Linked DNA regions of Homo sapiens: region 2 is linked to region 1. The links are chromatin loops, found by intact Hi-C in ENCODE. Cell type or tissue: dorsolateral prefrontal cortex. All regions are shown on one strand. Links, peaks and the distances in the headings refer to the core of each region. The heading gives the core; the rest is flanking DNA.

What was found. Hi-C counts contacts between places; a loop is a spot of excess contacts. Peaks named below come from ENCODE experiments on the same cell type or tissue, not always from the same donor. Only the 100,000 strongest peaks of a DNase experiment are listed, where the experiment ranks them.
Region 2: it touches region 1 in a loop (2.3-fold over the local background); 3 of 110 quality-filtered maps call a loop at or near these places.

Annotation. Positions count from the first base shown.
Region 1 is chr16:87,320,275-87,328,230 of GRCh38, forward strand. FBXO31 (F-box protein 31) reads right to left here. Exons shown (of 9, transcript NM_024735.5): 9 at 6,713-7,956. Among named protein-coding and RNA genes, the nearest start is that of C16orf95-DT, 6.7 kb to the left of the region's middle. In dorsolateral prefrontal cortex, for the core only: a CTCF peak has its summit at 4,586 (motif pointing right); a DNase peak (open chromatin) is centred at 4,634; H3K4me3 peaks cover 287 bases; H3K27ac peaks cover 2,198 bases.
Region 2 is chr16:87,473,691-87,479,910 of GRCh38, forward strand. The region is part of intron 1 of ZCCHC14 (zinc finger CCHC-type containing 14); the gene reads right to left. Among named protein-coding and RNA genes, the nearest start is that of ZCCHC14, 16 kb to the right of the region's middle. In dorsolateral prefrontal cortex, for the core only: no CTCF peak of the experiment used is centred there; a DNase peak (open chromatin) is centred at 3,711; H3K27ac peaks cover 987 bases.

The DNA.
Region 1 (7,956 bases), core at 3,044-5,543:
AGTTGCTTGACCCATGTGTGGGGACAGCCATCAGCAGTGACAGGGTGGGGTGAATGTTCCAGCCACTCCACTCTGCAGTCAGGACAACTTCAGGACATGTTCTGCACTGGCTCCTGGCATCCCCCGCAGGATGGCTCCAGCCGCCTGTGTCCTGACCTTCTTGGTCATGCCTGTAGTTCCGCCTCCTGTTGTTCGAGGCCATCCTGACTAACACGGTGAAACCCCGTCTCTACTGAAAATACAAAAAATTAGCCGGGCATGGTGGTGCATGCCTGTAGTCCCAGCTACTGGGGAGGCTGAGGCAGGAGAATCACTTGAACCCGGGAGGCAGAGGTTGCAGTGGGCTGAGATCAGGCCACTGCATTCCAGCCTGGGCAACAGAGCGAGACCCCGTCTCAAAAAAAGAACACTGAGTACACCGTAAGGGATGGCGAGGATGTGGCACAGGGGGACTCCTTCATCCGCTCTGGAAAATGTGGCAGTTTCTCCTCTGATGCAACATGTGCTTAACATGTGACACAGCAGTCCCACTTTTAGGTATTTAAAGGAATGAAAACTTATGTCCACACAAAAAATCACACAGATGTTTATAGTGATTTTATTGATAAAGTGTCCAACTGGAAACTGCAAGTATTCTTTCTGGGGACACAGATACATTGTGGTGCCTCCACCCTGTGAATCCTGCTCAGCAATCCGAGGGATGAGCGGTTGATTCAGGCAACACCGCGGATGGATCTCAGGGCATCGTGCTGAAGTCCCACATTCTAGCAAGGTGCTGCTTCCTGCAGATGGGCAAACACTGGTCCTTGGCAGGTAGGGGGAAACACATCTTGCCTTTTTTTGGAGACAGGGTGTCCCACTGTCACCCAGGCTGGAGTGCAGGGGTGTGATAGTGGCTCACTGCAGCCTCAACCTCCTGGGCTCAAGCAATCCTCCTGCCTCCTCCTGAGTAGCTGGAACTGTCTTCCTCTCTTGAAGTAGGAAGCACAGGTATACACACAGTACACAAACAGTATGTCTGTGGTGGTAGAATTTCACGAGGGTATTGGAAAAACGTCTGATGAGGCTCCTTGGAGGAGCAATAATTGTGCATTATTAGAGGAGCAATAATGCACAAAGGCTGAGCCGCACCCTGCCAAAGGAGAAAGGCAGACAGACTCCCTGCTGGGAGAGCCCACTCCCCAGACGTTCTGGTTGAGGCTGAACTACGGGGTGGAGAGCAGATCAGGGGCGCCAGGGGCTGGAGATCTGGGGAGGCAGAGACTGCAGCGTCAGCATGAAGGGATTTTGATGGGGGCTGGAGCACTCCATGTCCTGATGGTGCTTATTTACAACCATCTGTCATCTCAGAACTGCACACACGGTAAAATTTCACTATAAATAGCTTACACCTCAAAAACCTAACCAAACCCTTTTTATTTTTTTTAATTTCTTTTTTTTCGGGGCGGGGGGTGGGGGAATGGAATCTCTCATTATCGCCCAGACCGGAGTGCAGTGGTGCGATCTCTACTCACTGCAACCTCTGCTTCCCGGATTCAAGTGATCCTCCTGCCTCAGCCTCCCACGTAGCTGGGATAACAGGCACCCCCCATCACCACCACCACCACACCCAGCTATTTATCTTTTTGAGACAACGTCTCATTTTGTCGCGCAGGCTGGAGTGCAGTGGCACAATCTCGGCTGACTGCAACCTCTGCCTCTCAGGTTTAAGCAATTCTCCCACCTCAGTCTCCCGAGTAGCTGGGATTACAGGCGTGCACCACCACACTCGGCTAATTTTTGTATTTTTTGGTAGAGACAGAGCTTCACCATGTTGGCCAGGCTGGTCTTAAACTCCTGACCTCAAGTGATCCCCCTGCCTCGGCCTCCCAAAATGCTGGGATTACAGGGGTGAGGCACTGCTCCAGCCCAAATGCTTTTTAAAAGGAAGGAAAAAGAAGGACAGCTCAACCCTTTCTCACTAAAGGGCAAAGGACTGCTAGCTGGGCATGTAAAAGTGTGCATTTTCCTGAAGTGTGTTCTCTGGAATCCTCTTCCCCAGAGATGTTGAAACGGAGGTGCTTTGTTTAGTGCAGTGGCGGCAGATGACAGCCACAGGACAGCTGCTCTGGGGGCCTTGGAAACTACAAATGCTCAAACCCCCTCCCCAGGCCACATCTCAGCGTGCGGGAACTGGGGTGTGCATCTCTCCCAACAGCTTCCTGGTGACGCCAAGCTTCACACCCACCCAATCCATGGGAGCAAACCGACTGGACTGCATGGCAGACGGTGGCCCACTGGCCATTGCCTCTTTGCTTTGCTCAGGAACTGGGTGGAATGTGCCCGGGGAAGGTAGCCCCAGAACTGCAGGGGAGCCACGACAGACTCAAGCCTCACGGAAACCCCTTTCCCTGGGCCAGAGTTGGTTCCTGGGTGGCGTGGGGCTGGCTCTGGCCAGTGAGGAGTCAGCCCCTGCTGAGGTTTCTGGGAATTATGTGTCTCCCAGGAGGAGAGGAAGACAGCTGAGGACACAGCATCTCACTAGCCCCTCCTCACCCACCAGGTGCCAGGCCAGGTGTCACCTGAGCCAAGCAGCACACGACCGCCCCTGCCCACTTCCACCTCAGCCCTGACCCTCCCTGCACCTGGGAGTCCACCGCCTCCTGATGTGTCTGTGATCGGGGCAGCCCCAAGAGCACGTATCCCGGGACATGATGTGTTGTGGTCTGTGTGGGGTCAGAGCCGTCAGTGTTCACTGCCGCGTGCCCAGTGCTTAGCACTGTTTGCCGCATGGGAGATGCAGGTCACAACCCGGTAGCGCCTAGTGGCCCGGGGGACACCTGGCTTGTCTGGGCCTGTTGGCTGACAGGTAGGAGGGACTGCCATCCATTGTTGGGGCAAAGGATGCTGCTCAACCTCCCACAACGCATGGAGCGGCCCGGCGCACGACTCACCCGGCCCCAAACACCAACTGTGCCGAGGTGATGCCCTGCCCTGAGGCGAGCGTACAAGGCTTGAGCGTCGAGAACACTGCAAGGGTCTCAGCCAGTGAGGGGCTGCCTGGGCCCCGCCGCAGGCCTGACTCCTAGAGCCAAGCCGTTTTCTCCCTTCAGGCAGTGGGTAGGGCTCTCACATGACGACCCTGGGTTTGCAGCTCGGCTGTGCACACAGGTGGACCCTCCGTGCTTTGTCAGTTCCTACTGCTTGGCCCTGGGGCCGGAAGCTGCTTCTCAGGCCTCACTCTGAGAAGCATCTTCACAACCTGGGTAGGTCCATTGCCTCTTTCCACCGACTCTGCTCCTTGACAAGGGCATGTTCATCAGCAGAGCCAGGCAGGGAGAGCTCAGGACAGCCAGACCTGGGGCCAGTGGCATAGGTACGTGTGGGAAGGGGCACCAGGTGCCTGTCCTCCCTGCGGGCAGAGCCGTCTGTCCTCTGCAGACCTGCAGTTTCTGTAAACATCCTGTAAGGAGCCAGGAAGCAGCAACTCCAGATGCCCAGAGGAGCCCCAGCCAAGGCAGATGCAGCCAGGGCATCAGGCCGTGGGGCTGGGCAAGGTGAGCCACAGGCTGGAAAGGCAGGGGCGCACGGCAGATGGGGATGCGGAAGCCAGATGCTGACCCAGCTCTACCCACATTTGTGAGGGGCATGGGGGCTGCGCCGTCAGAGGCCTTAGCTGGCTCCGGGCTTGAAATGTGAGTCCCAAGAGCCCAAGTTTTATTCCCACGTGGCCGCAGCATGCCAGGCTTAGCCTCCCTGTGTTTCTGTAAAACAGCACCCTCGTGTTTTTATATGAGAACCGAATTCAAGGTACTAGAAGTCCTCATATGGGAAGGGAAAAGTCGTGGTTTTATAAGCAATACACTCTGGCTGAGCCCAAGTTAAGATTTCCAGTCCAAGTTCATCAGCGCCTAGCTTCAGCCGGGACTGCTCTGGCCCCACTGCTGTGTGAGCTGGCGCTTCTGATTCCACCCCACACTCGGTGAAAGGGTCCCAGAGCAACTGACACTGAGCGTCACCGGCGGCGGCTCTTCCTAGAGGAGCATGTTCAGGAGAGGTGAGGCTGCGGGGCTGGGGCCCTGGGCTAATACTCCCTGGCTGTGTGACCCTGGGCAAATTACTCAGCCTCTCTGAGCTGCTGCTTCCTCTCCTGTGGAGTGGGCTGATCCCAGCCACACCAGCACTCCTGGTTGTTCCGTGGTTAATGTCTGCCAAACACGGTGCCATGGAGAACACCCAGCAGAGCCCAGCTGCTTGTTTGCTGGGGAGGGACAGCGCTGCAGGGGCGCCTCCCCCTGGCCCTCCAGCACCTTTCCACCTTGCTTCCAGGACCTCCGCGGCTCAGAGGCAGTGCAGGTGGGCTTCAGGGACGGCAGGGAGGGCCCACGCCGGCACACAAGGAAGAAGGGAAGGCGCCAGGGATCGCACCCCTCAGGAAGAAGAGGGACGGAGGCAAAGATAGGAAGGACACGCATTGTGCCTTCTGTCACTTGGGGATTTTCAAGTCAAAATGGGGAGGGGGCCGGGGTAGGTTTGGAAACTATCCAAATGGCATTTTGTTTCACATTGCTGGCTGGGGGCAAGCCCTCTGCAGTGACCCTACATGCCCACTAGAGGTCACACCACAAAAGGGGACCTCCCCTAAGGAGGGGGGACAAACGGAGGACCCTGGGCACCGTGCCTCCTGCAAGGGGAGGAAGGATGAAGCCCCGCCATCCATCGGGTGGGGAAAGCGCCATGCCTCCGGCAGCACAGCCAAGCGGCCCCCACAGGGAGGAGTGAGCTCCATATGGGCCCAGGTGACCCGGCCACAACACCCTCTCGGCCTCCGCCTCACCTGCTGGTGTTGGGCATGGCCAGCCTGGGCAGCCACCAGCCCTCGCTGCCCATCTGCTGTCCCCTCAACCCCAGCAGCAGACAGAAAAGTGCAGGGTCTGAGCCCCCGGGGGGATGCTGGTGTCGGACAGATCCCTGGAGAACAAAGCCTGTGCCCTTGTGTCTAGGTGAGGCTGCGGCACCCAGGCCCGGAGCAGGTCCCCCCAGCTGGGCCATCCCCACTCTTGGAGCAAGAGGGGAACTGCAGCAGGAAGCAGCCTTCTACTCGTTCCCCATGACCTTATTTTTTTTTTCATTTTAAAATAAAATATGTAAGAGAAACATATGAAAGACGCCACATTTAGTCCCTTATCAGATCCACACTTCCCCCTGTGACCTGGGAAATCGGGGTGCGTCTCCAGTCTGTGGGGGGCAGGGTCTCGTCCAGACAGGAGGCTGCATGGTGCTGCTTGTAGCAAGTGACTCGTTTGTGGTTGGCACGCCCAGTGCAGCTGAGGATGACCCCGTGGCTTGGCCCCAGGACAGGACCCAGGCCCCACAGAAAGGCCTGGAAACAGCAGCAAACCTTAGAGAAGGAAACACCCACCACCGGGGACCCACGATCCCCTGCTCTCCCCGGAGAAGGAAACACCCACCGCCGGGGACCCACGATCCCCTGCTCTCCCTGGAGGGCACCCAGGAAGCAGCCGCAGCTGGCAGGCTATGTGGCAACCCCGAGACCAGCGGAGATGGCAGTGGGTGGGCCTGCAGGTCACTGCCCCTGGGCACTGTGTCCTGTCTGAGGGGCTTGTTTCTGAACCACACAGAAAAGAGGGGGGGTCTCGTAATCCACGGTATCAGGATCAACAGGTGAACAGATGCTAGTTCTGCCATGCGATCCTTACTTTTTAAAGCAAAACAGTTGAAGTTCTACCCTCCGACACCCCTAGAAGTGACCACACCATTCCCACGCGTATCTTCAGCTTTTCCCCACACATGAATTGATAAAAATTAAGTATTTGCATTTTTACATGTTACACCAATACCATCTCTCACTTGTTTTGCAACGGAACAAGGCTGTGTGCCCGTCTGCCAGGTGACAGCATGGGTGGCTCCACCGTAGTCCACCTGCCTCCTTCCGGCCTGTGACAGTTGTCACAGTGTAGCAATGAACATCCCTGCGTGGCCCATGCCTGGGCTCTCGCGTTGCCCGAGGGTGGACACCTCAGGATGCAGATGCCAGTCCCTGGGCCCGTGTCCTTAGTGCCATGAGCTAGTACCAGCTGTCCCCAAAACAGCTGCCCCACCTGCGTTCCTGTTCCCCTGCATCACTGCCAACACTTGGAAAATCACACTTGCCAATTTCTGCCAATCGAGGGTGTACTTTGAGTGCATTACCATGGAAAACATCCTGTTTCTACAATTCCAAGCTAACAGCATTAATTAGCAGCAGTGACTCACGGGGAGGCTGGGATGAGAACAGGGGGTACTTTCACTGTCTATGCTAAAGAACTGTTTACAAGAACATATGAGTTTAGTAAACACAAAAGAAAGATCAATGAGATCCTCAGTTCATCTGCCTGGCTCTCAGCACATTCCCTCCCATATCTGTCCTCGTTGCAGATAATGCAACTCACTTTGGCTTAAATCTAAGAAAATCTACTGGGGCCCGAACTCCTCTGGGTCCCTGGGTAGGGACTCGAGACACCTCTGATGCCAGGTCAAAGGGAAGGACACAGGGACAACCACTGTCTGGGCTCCAAGGCATCCCTTCAATGCTCCCTTCTGTCAACGCGGGAAATCTGACACTTCCTCAAGAAGCTGGGAAGTCTGGGTTCCCAGGCCGACAGCTCGCATGGCTTAAGGCTCTCGCCTCCGTCCAACTCATATTCCCAAAGAAATCACAAAACACACAACAAGCCTTCAAAAACGGATTTACTTGAAACTGTGAGGAGAAACAAGTGCACGGGTGCAGGTGGCGGCTGCCAGGATTGCTCCGGTCCTACCTAGTGGGTGCCTACCCAGGCAGGGCACAGCTCCTGCTGCAAGGTCACCTTACCAGGGGGTGCAGAGGTGCTCATGATCAGATGGCACAGCGCTTTCCTAATGCAGGCAGGCTACATGGCCCCCAGAAACAACCAAATGCAGAATCAGGCCAAAACCCACACAGCCCTGACCCCCTCGTGCTCTGGCTGGTCTCCCGGTCAGCAGCCCCTGAGGGCCGGCAGGCAGGCCACTGAGCTGTGGGTGACACAGGGTAGTCCACGGTTTGCACAGTCTCATTCCCATTCAAAGACAGGCCCCAAGGCTGGGGCGCAGGGGCTCACGCCTGTAATCCCAGCACTTTGGGAGGCCGAGGCGGGTGGATCACCTGAGATCGGGAGTTCGAGACCAACCTGAGCAACATGGCAAAACTCCATCTCTACAAAAACAAGTTAGCCAAGCATGGTGGTGGTGGGTGCCTGTGGTCCCAGCTACTTGGGAGGCTAAGGCGGGCAGACAGCTTGAGCCTAGTAGGTTGAGGCCTCAGGGAGCCATGATCGCCGCTCTGCACTCCAGCCCAGGTGACAGAGCAAGACCCTGTCTCAAAAAACAACAAAAAAAGTACCAGCCGCATGGAGACTATCTGCTGCTTGCATCTTCTCTAAATAATTACGGGGATGAGGAGTCCAGTGATGTTCCTGGTCTCTCCCCAGAAGTACAGACAGGTTGGGCCACGTTAACACTGGACTTGATCATGATTCCAGGAGTTTTATTCTCAGGACAGGTGATGGTTCTATGAGCACATTCCCGTAAGTGTTCTTAAAAGTTACACCACGAAGGCAGCAACCAGAATAGAAACATCCTAAAAGAGCCTAGCTGCTTTCTGCAGCACCTTGGACGGTGGACCACAGCTCAGCATCTCCTGTTCGCACCCAAGACCCCACGGCCATGAGGACAACACGAGCTCAGAAGATGCATGTGGGCAGGCGTTCTGAAGTAACAAAGGGGCTGAGGAGTTTCTGCTGCTGTCCGTGACTGCCCACGAGCACTGAAAATGGCCTAACCGTGTGCAGGTGAGAAAGCCTGGGGGTGAACACGCCCTGAGGAGTCAGGGAAGCCAGAGCCAGCGGCTGAAGGGCCCTTGCGTGCGGCTGCAGCACAACTGCAGGTTCTCAGAGA
Region 2 (6,220 bases), core at 2,725-5,224, 150 kb after region 1:
CCATTCAAAGCAGTGAGCACGTTCAAGTGGCTGCTTTACAGTGCTTTGGGGATACCAGCCACAGTATAGGTTCGGTTTCAGAACACTTAGGCATCTAGGATGGGAAAGAACAGGACTTGAAGAGGCCAGGAGCGAGAAACCCCTGGTTCAAAACAAGAGTGCATCCAAGGTCCAGAAAGTGTCAGTAAAATCGGCTAGCAGGCTTTGTTTCTGCAGGCACCACAAACTCTATTCCAGGAGTCTTCTTGGGACACCCTATTATGAACAAGGCATCGCTGCTTCAGAGCCAGGGTCCCCATCTCTTACTGTCAGCCATGCAACAAAAGATCAGACCAGAAAGGGCTCACCTGGATTGATCACAGAAGACATTTAGGCCAAAAAGTTTCAGATTTACCTCCCACTGCAGCTATGACCAGACCCTCATCCCCTAGGCACCTGGTATCTGCCCAACTGAACTTCACACCTACAGGTGAAGCCTAGCCCAGGCCTGCTTCTCTGGCAAGTTCACCACACGCCTGACTCTCCTTCCCGTGGCTGACCGCCACCAGGGGCTAGAGCATGTAGACAACCATTCCACTGACATCCTCCAAATGGACCCATGAACTTCAAGGCACTGGGCCATGCTAGCCTTCTCTCCGCACAGCACCTCATCCTTTTAACAGCACATGTTCCAGTTAGTATAAAACCCCCCTTCACAGCCTCCCTTCCTCAGGGAGAGTGAATTCTTCCTAGAACACATGGTTCGTATTTATTTCTGCAACCCCTGGAGTATATAAAACAGGTGGTTCTACCTTCAGTAATGGCTGAGACGTTGGACCAATCCTCTTGCAGATAACTATAAACTCTGGACAAAGCATAAAAAAACAAACTGAACAGGACCAAGACAAGCAGAAACTGGAGGGAGCCTGTGCCCAGAGCGAGCTGAGCACTGCACGGGTTTCTTGTCCTGGGGCAGAACCTGGTCCTCCTCAGAGAAGGGGGGCAGCTAAAGCTCACAGAGAGCCCCACAGTCTCACCTGAAAAACCAGAGAGGGGAATTCTGGTAGATGATCGCAGCTGGAAAGCGACAGGAGAAACCCTGGAAGGGAGAGCACCCTGGGAGGGGACAGCACGCTCTGCACATCAACTCTGTGTGAGCCCTGCAACAGGCAGGCACGGGGCAGGTCCAGGACAGCAAGGTCACACTACAGCAACTGAGCAGAGATATTAGCTGCTGATAACACAGGAAGAGTATCTGGAGTTTGAGTCCAGCCAAACTGACTGCCTGCTAAAACAAAGCATCATCAATCTTCAGGAGGATAGAACGAAGTCCAGAGTTTCTACAACAGATCACTCACAAAATCCAAGAAGCAATCCACAATTACTAGACATGGAAAGAAACAAAAATATAACCTGTACAAAGAGGAAAGAGTTAGCTCTGGAGACCAGGCACAGGACACACCCATGCTGCCAGCACAGGCAGGACTCAGTAGCCCTTACAACGGGGCTCAGGAACAGAAAGGCAAAGGGACTTAGGCTGGACAAGCCAAACGGGTCTCAAGAGAGAAAGAGAACATTTCTTAAAAAATGGAAATTCCAGGGCCAGGTGCAGTGGCTCACGCCTGTAATCTCAGCACTTAGGGAGGCCAAGGCAGGCGGATCACCTGAGGTCAGAAGTTCGAGACTAGCCTGGCCAACATGGCAAAACCCTGTCTCTACAAAAAAATAAAAAAATTACCTGAGTGTGGTGGTGGGCGCCTGTAATCCCAGCTACTTGGGAGGTTGAAACAGGAGAATCGCTTGAACCCAGGAGTCGGAGGTTGCAGTGAGCCGAGAGTGTGCCACTGTACTCCAGCCTGGGTGGCAGAGCAAGACTCTGTCTTAAAAAAAAAAAAAAAAAAAAAAAGGAAATTCCAGAACTAAAAAATGCTATTTCTAAACGAAGAAAAATCCTGTGGACGAGCTTTAACAGCAGACTGGAGGTAACAGAAGACTCAGTGAATCTGAAGATGGATCAATAAAAAGTATCCAACCCAAAGAACAGAGAGAGAAAAAGATCTGAAAGGAAAACAATCAAACAAAGCTTCAGGGACAATATCACACAGTTTAACATACCTAGAGCTGGAGTCCCATAAGGAGAGAGAGATTGAGGCAGAAAAACATTTTGGAGAAATTATGGCTGAAAATTTCCCACAGCTGGCAGAAGGCATAAATTTACAGATCTAGTAAGTTCAGGACACCAAATAAGATAAATTCAATAAACACTTGGACACATCACAGTCAGGCTGCTCAAATACCAAAGACAGTCCATCTTAAAGCCAGCTGGAGAAAAACAACTTGTGAGCACAGGGGAGCAGCCAACAGCAGAGCCCTGGAGGAGAGACAGGGTCTCGACTTCTCTCAAAGTCCCAGTAGAAGAAAGCTGCCAACAAAGGACCTCACGTCCAGTGCAAACATACTTCAATAGCACGGGTGAAAGCAAAACATGTTCTGATAAAAGAAAACTAAGAGCCTTTCTTGCCAGCACACCTACACTCCCGAAAATACTAAAGTGAGTTTGCCAGACTGAAAGGATATGGTAACAAACTGGATCGGTAAGGAATGAAAAGCACCAAAATGGTAAATAGACCTGGTTCCACTTAGGGGTTGGGGGAAAAAAGGTAAATATGTGAGTATATATAAAAGACAATATTTTCCTCGTAATTTTTTTAAAGGTACATTCATACTGAAGCAAACAACAATACTATATATGTTGTGATGTCTACAGCACAGATGTAACATGTACACTTGCCACAGCAAGGACCGGGAAGGCACCTGGTTGCAAGACAGTGACCAGCTTCTTACACTGCACAAGGCGGGGTACGGTATTAACTCCAAGCAGACTGTGTAAAGTTCAGTATCTACAGTGTCATCTCTAGACCAGCCACTAAAATCATGCAACAAAGGAAGCCAACAGATAAAATGGAATTCCATGAATCTGCTTAAATGAAGTTTTAGAAATGGCAAAACTAATCAATGGTGGAAAAGAAACAGAACAGAGGGAGAAAGAGTTTTTAAGGCCTGGGGGTGGGGGGTGGGAGAAGGTGGAAAATGGCGGGAGGGAATTCTCTGGGCTGACGGTCATACCGCACAAACCCGCATCAAGGCTTACTGCTTCTGTCAAAACTGAAGTGGTGGCCGGGCGCGGTGGCTCGTGCCTGTAATCCCAGCACTTTGGAAGGCTGAGGAGGGCAGATCACAAGGTAAGGAGTTTGAGACCAGCCTGACCAACATGGTGAAACCTTGTCTCTAATAAAAATACAAAAATTAGCCGGGCATGGTGGTGCGTGCCTGTAATCCCAGCTACTCAGGAGGCTGAGGCGGGAGAATTGCTTGAACCCAGGAGGCAGAGGTTGCAGTGAGCCAAGATCGCTACATTGTACTCTAGCCTGACAGAGAGAGACTCAGTCTCAAAAAAAAAAAAAAAAAAAAACAAAACAAAACCAAAAAAAAATTGAAGTGGTGAAAACACCAGATGACACACTTAAAATATGTGCATTTCACTAAATGTAGGTTTTACCTTTAAATGAAAAGAAAAAAAGGAACCCCAACAAAATATCAGACTGCGGTACTGAGGACTATCAGTTACACACTCTGTGCTGAATGAATAAAAACGAGCCGCTGGGGCGAAGGCAGGGAGAGGAGCTTTGTCACCAAGACCATGGATCCCGCCCAGGGCCGGCCGCGCACATGGGGCAGCCCCGGGCATCAGCAGAGCTGGCAGAAGCCGGGGATGAGGTCACACTCCCTACTTCTACCAGCCGCAGAGTCTGGGGCTCTCTCCCTCATCTCATTTCATATTCCTCAGGTTCTTCCTCTCACTTTAAATGATGAAGTCAACACACAAACAATTTTAACTTCACATAATAAAAATAGCCACTCACTAATGTCGTCTTTGTCAAATTATTTATACTTAACCCCTCTGTGTCTGTTTTCTTATTGCTAAAATGGGGACAAAAATAGAACTTGACTCATGGAGCTGTTATGAGGATTAAATGAAATACATGCGACACCCTCAGAGCAGCCTCCTGCACCTGGGGAACACCGCCACGCCCCCACCGCATCCCCCTGAGCCTGCTGCCCCTCACCGCACACACCTGGGGAACACTCACACGCCTCCACGCATCGCTCCCGAGTCTGCTGCCCCTCACCGCACACACCTGGGGAACACCGACACGCCCCCACCGCATCCCCCTGAACCTGCTGCCCCTCACCGCACACACCTGGGGAACACACACGCCTCCACACATCGCTCCCGAGTCCGCTGCCCATCATTGCATGCACCTAGAACCACTGATACGCCCCCACGCATCGCTCCTCCCTGTAGCCTGCTGCTCCTCACCTCATATCTTTATTAGCAATTGTAAAAGGAAAAATAACATTGATAAATTAACTTCCTCAATACACTATTAATGGTATGCTGGTTTAAAAGCCTTCCACCTATTTAAAAAACAACCCACACATATAAGTGCTTTGAGAAATGACACACTGCACGACGTGTGGCACAATGCAGTGTCGAAAGTTCAGAATCTACAGTGTCATCCCTAGACCAGCCACTAAAATCACGCAACGAAGGAAGCCAACAGATAATAAGCCAGCAAGAATTCCATGATTCTGCTTAAATGAAGTTTTAGAATAGGCGAAACTGATCAGTGGTGGAAAACAATAGAAAAAAGGCCTGGGAGTCGGGGTGCAGAGAAGGTTGGAACCGACTGGAAAATGGCCTGAGTTCTCACGTATGAAAGATACTCTACCAGGAACCTGGAGTCAGGAGAATCTCCCAGAGGTGGTGTGCAAGTTCTGTGAGTATCTATTTGTGTCCGGGTAGAGTTTACACACCACACAGTGCTTCCCACACAACCTCAATACTCTGTGCTTTCAAAGTATCTCATTAATTTTACTAATTTTTTTTTTTTTTGAGACGGAGTCTCACTGTTGCCCAGGCTGGAGTGCAGTGGCGCCATCTTGGCTCACTGCAACCTCTGCCTCCCAGGTTCAAACAATTCTCCTGCCTCAGCCTCCCGAGTAGCTGGGATAACAGGCGCCCGCCACCACGCCCGGCTAATTTTTGTATTTTTAGTAGAGATGGGGTTTTACCATATTGGTCAGGCTGGACTCAAATTCCTGACCTTGTGATCCGCCCGCCTCGGCCTCCCAAAGTGCTAGGATTACAGGCGTGAGCCACCGCACCCGGCCAATTTTACTAATTTTACTATAACTAGGTTGTTAGCATTATGCTCAAGCTTCTAAATTTTATTAAAATGCCCAAAACAGAGTAGGGGTGAGGGTTGTTCCTCTTCCCCATACACTAAATCTCTTCCTATTTCAAACAGTTTAATCTTTTTTCAAGTCTAGACTATAATCCTTCTAGCACTAGTTCCTATATATACATGTTTTAATTAGAGTCATTAAGAAACCTAAGGATAGGCTGGGCGTGGTGGCTCACACCTGGAATCCCAGCACCGTGGGAGGCTGAGGCGGGCAGATCACCTGAGGTCAGGAGTTCAAGACAACCTGACCAACATAGTGAAACCCTGTCTCTACTAAAAATACAAAAATTAGCCGGGTGTGGTGGCGGGTGCCTGTAATCCCAGTTACTCAGGAGGCTGAGGCAGGAGAGTCGCTTGAACCCGGGAGACAGAGGTTTGCAGTGAGCTGAGATCGCACCATTGCACTCCAGCCTGGGTGACAACGCAAGACTACGTCTCAAAAAAAAAAAAAAAGAAACCTAAGGATATAATTTCTTTCTGGTAATTCTATTGATGCTTTTATGCAAATGTCCCAAATAATTAGACAAATGATGCCATAATGCTCCCTTCTAAAGAGTTAATCTGATGTCACTGTTGAAAGTATAAAAGAAATACAAATGAAACCTTAATTAGAATGAGTAACGGTTTTTCAATTTATTGACATTATGTAGCAAACTAAAACATCGAGGCTTACCATGATTTAAAGTTTTAAAAGCATTAAAGAAATATAATCCAGACAAACTTACTTGCAGAACTAAAAATGTTACTCCATGGAAATGAACTCATCCACATACATGCCTCCACAGGCTCCACAGGAGACAAGGCCACCAAAGCATCATGATGCCACGCGGCTTCTTCCGAGCTCTCAGCTGACGCATTCACAACCTTGTATGAGTGCAACCCAGGTAACCTAAAGCCCAACTCTCGTGTTAGAGAGTTCTTCCCAATGAAAG